Regions from separate parts of the Homo sapiens genome. Here region 1 is linked to region 2. Evidence: chromatin contacts called from ENCODE Hi-C or POLR2A ChIA-PET data. All regions are on one chromosome and are shown on one strand. The core of a region is the stretch at or near the end of the contact, and the rest is flanking DNA. Distances in the headings are between cores, read along the strand shown.

Region 1 (5,449 bases), core at 702-3,201, 56 kb before region 2:
CTTCATAAGATGTTGAGATAACATCTTATGAAGTCTTTTGCCAAAAACATGCCTTTTTCTGCCCCTGGAAGGAATTAGTTTCACTTGTTCTGAAGAAGAGTCTCTGCAGGTACTTGTTACTCCTGCCAAGAGACCTGAGAGGCCCCAAATTCCTCAGCACCCGGATCCCAGATTCGCTTAATCTGACGCTGCTCGCTTCCAAGGGGCGCTGAGATGATGGAGTTACAAGCTGCTTAAAGGCTTACAGAGTGTCAGCTTGAAGGGAGGAGAGAGTGAGTGAGCGTCTGCCTCCACTTGGCTTGGCCTCTCGGATGAAAGAGCTTGGGAGAAGGGAGTGTTTACAGAGATCAATAAAGACACCCTGGAGGGGCCAGCACTCCCATTGGGCTTCTCCAAGAAGATTTAGGATTGACATCATTAAAGCCCCTAGGGAAGACTCTTCCCAACCCAAAGTCTCTTAACACTAGATTCTCAGATCCTGAAAGCACATAGGGCTTGGGAAGAACTATAGGGACTGCTCCACCTTGCACAGCTCTGGAGGTCTTCATTTACATTGATTACAAAGTGAATGGTGTGCCAAAGAGGCACAAAGTGGGCCAGGTCCAGGGGCTCACGCCTGTAATCTCGCACTTTGGGAGGCTGAGGTGGGCGGATCACCTGACGTCAGGAGTTTGAGACCAGCCAACATGGGGAAACCCTGTCTCTACTAAAAATACAAAAATTAGCTGGGTGTGGTGGCACACACTTGTAATCCCAGCTACTCGGGAGCCTGAGGGAGGAGAATTGCTTGAACCTGGGGGGCGGAGGTTGCAGTGAGCTGAGATCTCACCACTTCCCACCAGCCTGGGTGAAAGAGAAAAACTCCATCTCAAAAAAAAAAAAAGAGGTACAAAGTGGTGCTGGTGACAATATTACAGCAGCTAGCATGATCATTTAAAAAGGTACAATTAACAAAAACAAAACAAAAACCACCAATGACTTTTTGTTACACTCAAAACAAAATCCCTAAAGCTTTTCATGATTCAACCCTATTTTTCTCTTGAATCTCATATCCTGCAGTAGCTAAGTTCCAGACACATTGACCTTATTTCTGGTCTTCAAATGTACCCAGTGGCCTAGCTGGTTCCTGCCTCAGGGCCTTTGCGCAAGCTGCCTTTAGCTCTTCCCAAAGCTGGCTTCTTCTTGTTAGGAAGTGTTCTCCTAAAACACCACTTTCTCAGGGAGGGAGCCTCTAACCAGTCAGTCTAGAATGGTCAGTCGGTGTCTCCAAGGTTGCTCTGTAAAATGGGAGTGGTAATCCTCATCTTACCTTCCTCCCTGGGCTCTTTGTATTCATTCCCACCTTATAGCTTAAGTTCCATCTGCAAGGAACTTGTGCACCCCCCTTTTCTCTTTTTTTTTTTTTTTTTTGAGACGGAGTTTCATTCATGTTGTGGTCCAGGCTGGAGTGCAGTGGCACCATCTCGGCTCACTGCAACCACTGCCTCCCAGGTTTAAGTCATTCTCCTACCTCAGCTTTTCGAGTAGCTGGGATTACAGGCGCCCCCCGACCACCCCCAGCTAATTTTTGCATTTTTAGTAGAGATGGGATTTCAACATGTTGGCCAAGCTGATCTCAAACTCCTGACCTCAGGTGATCCGCCCACCTTGGCCTCCCAAAGTGCTGGGATTACAGGCCTGAGTCACTGCTCCAGGCCATTGTGCACCTTTTGAATACATTGTTCGTTTCCGTAGCACATTATTTCCAAACCACTTACTTCACTCATGCTTGTATCCACAGAACCTGCACCATGCCGAGCACTTCAGAGATACTCAAAAATATTTGTTGAACACTGAATCAAGTCAGGGCAGTCTGGACACCCTGCAAACTGTGAAGTGCCCTACCTCCATGATAGCCACCACAAATAGCAGAGAAACAGAGTGAGTCAGGAGGAACCTCATGTCTCCTAGCTTCATGGGTAGTTCTTAAAAAATAGAGAACTGCCTCATAAATTGTGAGCCCGGTGGCAATAACTCAATGAAACCCCATCACACAACAAAACTGAGGTTCTCCCAAAAGGGAAGATGACATGGCACATGAGTCATTGAGTTGATTAAGAAGTCAGTTCTCACCCCTGCTAGGCCAGTGCACCCCAGTGTCTGCTGAATAGAAAATGAATAGAGGGCCAGGCACTAAACGCCTATAATCCCAGCACTTTAGGAGTCCAGGGCGGGCAGATTGCTTGAGCCTAGGAGTTTGAGACCAGCCTGGGCAACCTAGTGAGAGCCCATCTCTTAAAAAAAAATATAGCCAAGCTTGGTGGCACACTCCTATTGTCCCAGCTACTCTGGAGGCAGAGGTGGGAGGATTGCTTGAGCCAGGGAGACAGAGGTTGCAGTGAGCTGTGATGGTACCACTGCACTCCAGCCTAAGCGACAGAGGGAAATCCTGACTCAAAAAAAAGAAGGAAGAAAAAAAAGAAAGAAAGAAAGAAAAAGAAAAGAAAATCTTACATACCTTAGGTGACAATGTATAGAAAAACTTAAGATTTACTGTAAGAGCAGAGGAGATAACCTACTTCCATCTGTCCCTCAGAAGCTGCCACATGCCTGTAATTTCCAGCCATTATCCTCTCATGAGTCCTGGGTGTGCTGTCCACAGAGGACCCCTATGAAAAAGAACTTTAGCAACATCTCATGCCTTAGAAGAGGTTGTTTCTCCAATAAGCCATCTGAAAAAGTAAAGAATGGGGTCCTGAAGGGGAAGGGAGTTCCAGGCGATGGTGGTGTTTGTTATATAGGGGGAAGTTTAGGGGTCTGGGCTCGTGGGTAAGAGAGTGGGAAGGAGGTGTGGTATCCATGCCAACCTCTGCCAATCTCATTTTGCCCCAGGCCACCCTCACACTTGAACCACAGAGAACTGTTCAAATGCCAACTAACAAACACAAGCAGCAACAGAGAGCTGTGTGTGCTGGGGATAACCAGTCCCACGGGTTTGGGTGTAGCGGTGGTTTGGGTGTAGCGGGAAGCAATGCTTGGGTTCTGGAACAGATGGCTTTTAGGAAGCTGAGGAGGAGAGAGAGGGCTACCCCCTACCTCCCTGTGCCACCCTGCCCACCACCCCTGCAACCAGGGCTTGTTAGCCACAGGAATACTTGGCATCAGAGGCACCTCCTGGGGGACTAGACTACACAATGTGAGCCACCGTCCTTTCATCTTGCCTGCCTGAAGGGTGGGGTGGGGTGGACCCAGGGGGCTGCCTCTAGTGCTTGGACAGCTGGGATGGGCAGAAAATGAGCAAGTTCAGCAAGGCTCTGATATTCTAGCTAACACACTCAGAGCTGTCCACACCCTGCTCCCTGCGGTCAACAACTGAAAATACCTACAAGAAACCCAATGCAACAAATAATGGCACCAGTAGAATGGGACCAGATAGTCCCTGGTTCTGTTGGAAAGGTTTGTTCCATTCATCCTCTGCTGCTTCAGGGATGGAAATGAAGCCCAAGAACGTTGCCGGAGCTTAGTTTGAAGGGTGCTGAATAGGCCTCCAAAGTGCATGTAATTTTGCCTTCCTCTCTCCTTAGTCAAAGCCTATCTGCTTGTAAAGGCTCAGCTAAAGTCCTTTCCGGTCCACAGCAAATTTCTGCCCTCTGAGCTCCGGTGGCTGTTTTCTTCACCTGCGTGTTACATAGGCCACCCTGTGTCACCATTGATTATGACATGTCTCCCCAACTCATCCTCAAGCTCCTTGAAGTCGGGGGGATCACGGTGCCTTCTTTTATACCCTGGCACAGTGCTGAGCACACAGTAGGAGGCCCTGATCCAAGTCTGGAGCTGGATGGAAACTAAGTCACTGTAATTGTTCACTCCATTCTTGTTATAGATGAAGAATCCAAGACCCAGAGAGCACCAGGGGCTTGCACAAGGGAGAGCTCACCAGGGCTGGAGGTATTTGTTGAACAAAGATTGAAGGATAATGGCATTCCAGCGTGGTATGTCCACACTGGCAGGAATGGACACAGGAATTTCAACTGATGAGCCTGATATGTCCTTAAACTTTCAGATAATTTGCTTTTTAAGAAATTAGCTGGCTAAGTGCGGTGGCTCATGCCTGTAATCCCAGCACTTTGGGGAGGTTGAGGCAGGTGGATCACCTGAGTTTGGGAGTTCGAGACCAGCCTGACCAACATGGAGAAACCCCTTCTCTACTAAAAATACAAAATTAGCCGGGCGTGGTGGTGCATGCCTGTAATCCCAGCTACTCGGAAGGCTGAGGCAGGAGAATCGCTTGAACCCAGGAGGCAGAGGTTGCAGTGAGCCAAATGGTGCCATTGCACTCCAGCCTGGGCAACAAGAGTGAAACTCCATCTCAAAAAAAGAAAAAAAAAAGAGAAAGGAATCAAATCCTGTTTTAGCTGTTGGGGGTATTGTGGTTAAAGTAATTATATAGCACATCTTTTCTTAAAAGTGAATGATCAGTCAGGATTCTCTGGTTGTGAGCATCAGAAATTGACTTCAAGTCATTTAGCAGAAAAAATAATTACTGAAAGGATGTGGGCTTGCTTGCAAAATGGAAGGAAGAATTGAGACACCAGGCTTGGAAATGGCTAGGAGCTGGGCAACTCTGGAGATCCAGGTAGAGGAACCCCTCAATAGAGTCAACAAAGACACAGGTGGGATCAACTTCAGTCATCTTCTCCCTTTGTACCTTTGTAAGGTTCAAAGTCCTTAGATAGAAAGGCCCAGCTTGGGTCATGGACCCACCTCTTGACCAGAACTGGCAACATACCTTGACTGACAATTCTACCAAGATCACAGGCACTGGGAAGATAGGCAGTTCATCAAAAGGAAATCAAGGTGCTATTACCAGAGTGGGGGGAAGGTGGGGAACAATACACACCTGCTGGTCCCACACTTTAGTTTATTGGTTTAGAACAGGGATTAAAAAATTGCAGCCTATTGCCTATTTTTACAAATTTTTGCAAAAGTTTTATTGGAATACTGCTACATCCATTTGGTTGCTTTCACACTACAATGGCAGAGTTGAGAAGCTACGACAGAGACTATGGTGGGCAAAGCCTTTAGGAACAGAGAGTAAATATCTAATATTTTAGGGAAAAGTTTGCTGACTCCTGGTTTAGAATGCTGTGCCACCTCCATTAGTCCCCCATGGCCTGATCTTGAATAAGTCTCTTTATTCATTTTTTAATTTTAATTTTATTCACATCCATGCATGCCTAGATGGGGTCTTTATTCAGAAGATTTTATTTACTCATTTGTAAAATGGTGAGTTTGAGCTGTGCATTCTTCCCAGCTTTCCAGCTAACTTAATTTAGCCCAATTGTTCTATAATTAAGCTAGTACAAGTAGTTTTTTATAAAATAGGCTTTATACCCATTAGGATAGCTATTATTGGGTGGCAGGAAAGAAAGTAACAAGTATTAACAAGGATGTGAAAACATTGGACCCT
Region 2 (5,134 bases), core at 2,599-5,098:
GGGCTGAATCCTCTCTTGAGACTGGTCTTCTAAGGTGGACGACACTCACTTGGCACCTACCCTGTGTATGCGACGCATGCAGTGCAGTCATGCAGCAGTTCCCTCAACTAGGGTGACCAGCCATTCTGGTTTTCTTGGGACTGTCACAGTTATTGAAAGTTCTGCATCCTGGGAAACCCCTCAAGTCCCAGGCCAACTGGGACAGTTGGTCAGCCAACCCTGTACAAGCATCCATGACATGCCTCCTCTGATGATTTGTGTTTGGTTTTCACTGAACAAATCTGAGCCTTTAGCCTGCCCCAGAAGGAGTCAAGGGGGTTCAATCTCAAAAATTAAAATAATGCTGTCTATGCTTCCAGACTTTATGGGCACCCTGAAATCTGCTGCCTGGTCAGAGGGTCCTCTGCTCCGTCCCCTCATTTACATCGTTGCTCATTAGGTGAGTGTGGCTGTATTGCTCTAGAAAGAAAAGTCCAGGAGGGAGGGAGAAAGAGCTCACCCAGTTCATAGGGAAGAAGACAGCTTTCCCCAGGCAAATAGGGGAAATGGACATGACTCTTCTAGTTCTTTCTTTAGAAGCCTACGGCGGCACCCCTGTAAAAACTTTAGAACTCTAGAATGTTAGAGGTGGATGTTAAAGATCAGAGTTCAACACCTCCGTTATTGAAAGAGGGACGCTGAGGTCCAGGAAAGGGCTTCAGAATCAGTTATGAATACTGATGCCTGGGTCCTACCCACAGGAAGTCTGATGTAATTGGTTTGGGTCTGGGGCCTGGGCTTCCCAGGTGATGCCAATGTGCAGCCTTGATTGAGAACCACTGAGTTAGATATAGACCCATCCCTGAGGAACTTCCAATAGAGTAGGGAGGGAGCTAAAGTGAAGAGAGGCACACGCCAGGCCAGGGTCACACAGGGGTTGTGAGGAGAGGGGAGACCCAGGCAGTGCACAAAATGCTGGGTTAAGGGCTTCAGACAGACCGGGGCTTGGATCTTAGCTGAGTCTAGACCAGTGACCTTGGCCAAGTAATTAAAGCTTTTCTGAGCTTCAGTTTCTTCATCTGAAACACAGAGAATGATAATAGCACCTAATCCATTGTGGTGGTATTCAGAGAAATTAGATAATTCATGCAGAGTGCTGACATAAAGATGAGCTGTTATTATTTTATTATTATTATTTGAGATGGAGTCTTGCTCTGTCACCAGGCTAGAGTGCAGTGGCGTGATCTTGGCTCACTGTAACCTCCACCTCCCGGGTTCAAGCGATTCTCCTGCCTCAGCCTCCTGAGTAGCTGGGATTACAGGCACACGGCACCACACCCAGCTAATTTTCTATGCTTTTAGTAGAGACAGGATTTCACCATGTTGGCCAGGATGGTCTCGACCTCCTGACCTCGTGATCCACCCGCCTCGGCCTCTCAAAGTGCTGGGATTACAGGTGTGAGCCACTGCGCCCAGCCTATTATTATTATTATTACTTCTTGGTCAGGTCAAAGGCTTGGTCAGGATGTGCTCACAAAGGGGAGTGGAATATGAGCTATACCAACACAGAGAGGTACAATTTCAGCAGGAAGAGAGAGAATTTTAGATATCAGGGAATGAGAAGTTTCTGAGCATGCTTGGAGGGCACTAGGAGTCAATTTCCCTGGTGCATGGGAGACTGGAGGCTTGAAGACCCACCAGAAAGGTCCTGGGGCCAGCAGGGAGAAGGACCAGGAGTGGGTCAGGAGAGTGGTAAGGGAGCCGGGGAGAAGGGGATGGATGCCAGCAGCCTTAAGAGGCTCTGAAATCCATCCTGATACCCATCTCCCCCTCCTGCAATAGGCTGCAGACAGTCCCTGCGCTGGACAGGCTGGAGCCCAGCCTTGGCCCCCGAGGGAAGACAGTCGCCTGCTACTCTGCACGTGACTAATCAAAGGGCCCGTGGGGCTGCCCCGCCACCCTTCCTCTGGTTAATGCCTAATCGGACCAAACTTGGAGGCTTGAGTGGCAATCAGCCAAGTGGATAATTGCTCAGGTTAGCCTTGATCACAGGCTCCCTGGGAGTCGATCACAGTAGGTCCCCTCACCCTGCAACTCCCTGGGCCTCTCATCCGGGGCGGAGGCAGCTTGTAGGAGGGAAGCCTCAGAGAATCCTACTGGTGGGGAATCCCTCTGGACATCTTGAGCAACACACCATAGCAGCCTGCTTGATGCCTGTGGTCATCCTGGATGCTGGTGACAGGTCCCTGAAGGCACAACTCACAGTGGCTGCAGCAGCTGCATAAACATCTCACTGAGAGCCAGGAAACAGCAAAAAGCCTCATTGCTCCTGTATAAGCAACAAGACCAGAACCTTCATGGTTTCACTAATTCATAGGGTCCAGGCTAAACTTCTAGACACCTAAGTCCTAGCCATAGAACCAGGCCTCAGTTTTGTCACACGGCAGGGGAAACGGATCTGTTCTGAGTGGTCCCAGCACAGTTGTGACCCCATTTAACAAATGCGGAGACAGAGACTTAACAAATTTAAGTCATTTGCCTTGGGATACATAGCTAATAATAATAAAAGCATTAACAACGGTATGAATAATTCTTATTTATTAACCAGGTGGAAGAGTTGCTGCTCAGCTGAACATCAGCTAGAATTGCTAAGAGCTCAAACTGATTGCTGGGAGAGGTGATAAGCTTCTTGTAATTAGAGGTATGCAAGCAAAGACTCACTTATTTGCCAGGAATGTTGCAGAGGGGCTTCAAGACCTGGGGGGAGGGAGGGGATTGGACAGAATGGTTGCAGAGTTGCTTTCAGTTTTGTGGGGCAGGAGCGATTTCATTTACCTCTGTGTCCCCAGGGCCTAGTACGGTGTCTGGGAAAAGGTAGACATGGGCCTCACCTGTGCATGAACATACAAAACGAGCAAACAAATGTGTTCTATAACTAAAAACGTGGCAGCAGGGGAGAGGAGTGCTAATCCTTGTCTAACTCTTCTCCCTTTCCCTTAAAACACTGGTTCTCAACACAGGGTGCGTAATGGAATTATATGGGGAGCCAGAACAGAGAGGCACCTCATAAAACGCATCAAAGCCAAGGCGTCCTGCACCCCAGTGAGCCATCACTCACCGTGCTTTGTGATGCACACATAATCGGTCTCATGAATCTGTACAACCTTATGAAGCAGGTATTCTTGTTACCTCCATTTAATAGATGGGGGAGCCCAAACTTAGAGAGGGTAAGTCAGGTGTGGGGAAGTCACAGCTGAAAACAATAAGAATAAGAATTACCTTTTATGGGGGACTTTCTCAGCTAAGTCCTGACTGGTTTCTTAGCAACCTTTATCTCATTTAATTCTCATAACAACCTTATGAGGTAGGAGCTATTATTATCCCCATCTTTTCAAAAAAGGAAACTGAGGCTCAGACTAAGTAACTCACCCAAGCTTACTGAACTAGTAGGTGGCAGTGCCAGGGTTTCGAACCAAATCTGTCCGTCTCCAAAGCCCTGGGGAAAGGGGTGCTGTGGTTGTCAGTCTCAGATCTGAAGCATGGAGGAGTGGAGAGAACACTACTGTTCTGACAGCCAAGTGACCTTTTCTAGTTCCCTTGTGGTCTCTGTGTGACTGTGTGACCTGGGGCAACACTACCTGTCCAGGGCCTCAGTTTATCCCTCGGTGAAACCAAGAAGGGAGGTGGAGATGGGCCTGATTTCTCAGCTCCTTTCATTTTCCATGACTTGATTCCCCACCGTGAGTTCTGGGCCACAAACCAGTTGGCTTCCTCCCTCCCTCTCCGTGAGACAGAGAGCTGGCAGGAGGGGATGATCCGCCTCAATTCTCCCACCTCCTTTTTCCTCCTCCTCCTCCTCCTGGGCTGGGACACACCTACTCCAACTTTCTCAGCAGCCTCTCCGGCTGCGGGCTGCGCGCCTTCCTGCTCCGAGTCTCTGCACCTCCCTCAGGAGCCTGTCAGCCTGGCCCTCGTGAGAGGGGCGCCAGCCCAGCAGCCTGCTCTGGGGCACCCTCCCCTACCTGAAGGGCACAGGTAAGAATTGCTGGAGGATGGGAAGATGCGGGAGGGGGGCAGCAAAGTTAATCCATTCTTGAGTCTGGTTCCAAAGCAGGCTGGAGTTGGGGGCTCCTGGAAGGTAGAGAAGGAAGCAGGAGATGGCTGGAACAGGCACAGAGAGGGAAGACAGGGACATCTGGGCCTGGATCATCTAGGTACACTGAAAGAAGCCAGTGAGGTAGCCAGTCCGCGGCTGGGGATCGGGGCCCAGCAATGGGCAAGGCTGAGACTGTGATCTTGTGGAAGAGGAAGGTCACATTTGCACACGTGGAAAGTTGGATTCTTGTCCTGCAAGAATCAAATCCCCCACTTGGGCTTTCTGGAGATGAGCCTTTAAGAGGACATGGAGGAGATTTCCTCTGCAGTTTTTAGGGGGAAGTGCCAGGGCCAGGAATTGAGAGTTGCTGGCTTCTTGTGTGTGTCCAGGTGGGCATAGGAACCTTATCACAGACAAAGCTACCTGGCGGCTAAGGGAGAGTCAGATAGTCTGGTCAGCCCTGGTTCTCCTGTAGCTGCTGAGATTAGGACCTCAGCTTCCCTGACTGTAGAATGGGGGCATGCATAGTCTCTGAGGGCTGTGAAAGACCATGAGTCTGAGTGGCACCAAGACAGCACTGGAGTTGTTGGGGTGGGAACAGCCCTGTTCCCCTGTCTTGGGGAAAGCAGAAATCTGATGCATATCTCTGGAGGCAGGAGAGCCAGAGTGGAACGCTGAGCAGAGCCACTGGGCTAGAGTTCAGTTCTCAGAGCCGGTGCAGTGCCATTTGCCCCAGCATGGGGAGCAGTGAGGCAGTGCAGAAGTTTGCCAAGGGCTCAGAAATGCTGCCTCTGTGCCCAGCCTCAATCTGGAGCTGGCGCCTGGACTCAGGGGAGAGGAGGAGGTGAAGAAGCAGGCTGGGAAGTAGGTGCTTCTAGTCCTTCAGCCCTGCTTCACAGGTGGGAGCAGAGACTGGACAGGTGAACATGCCTTGCTACTAAGAGTTATTACAGCTTATGCTCGTTGAATGCTTCCTGTGCCCTGGGGACTATGCTGAGCACGCATGGTCTTTTGAAATTTTTGAGGTTTCAAATCCAGGCAGTGTGGCAGAGTGGGAAG

Evidence for each region. Hi-C counts contacts between places; a loop is a spot of excess contacts on that map. ChIA-PET counts read pairs that join two places held with the same protein, here RNA polymerase II (POLR2A). Pooled maps may share reads with other maps.
Region 1: a loop to region 2 is called in a map of mammary epithelial cell, with 3 times the contacts of the local background. The contact joins the enhancer-like site here to the promoter of FAT2 in region 2. A Hi-C loop is called at or near these places in 6 of 168 maps with a recorded cell type or tissue (CD14-positive monocyte, Caco-2, PC-9 and 2 more), 1 of 37 single-sample maps with no recorded cell type and 3 of 50 pooled maps. POLR2A ChIA-PET finds 5 or more read pairs at or near these places in 8 of 52 experiments (A673, CD4-positive, alpha-beta T cell, MCF 10A and 5 more).

What each region holds. Positions count from the first base shown.
Region 1 is chr5:151,644,038-151,649,486 of GRCh38, reverse strand. All of the region lies in intron 1 of LOC105378231 (a long non-coding RNA gene), which reads right to left. Among named protein-coding and RNA genes, the nearest start is that of CLMAT3, 30 kb to the left of the region's middle. Within about 2 kb of position 1,951, at least 3 of the 41 ENCODE cell types and tissues checked have a DNase peak (open chromatin) inside an H3K27ac peak, as active enhancers do; they include CD14-positive monocyte, PC-9 and mammary epithelial cell, where a contact is called at or near this core.
Region 2 is chr5:151,590,045-151,595,178 of GRCh38, reverse strand. It overlaps FAT2 (FAT atypical cadherin 2), which reads left to right and starts at 3,848. Exons shown (of 24, transcript NM_001447.3): 1 at 3,848-4,014. RefSeq lists an enhancer at 1-72.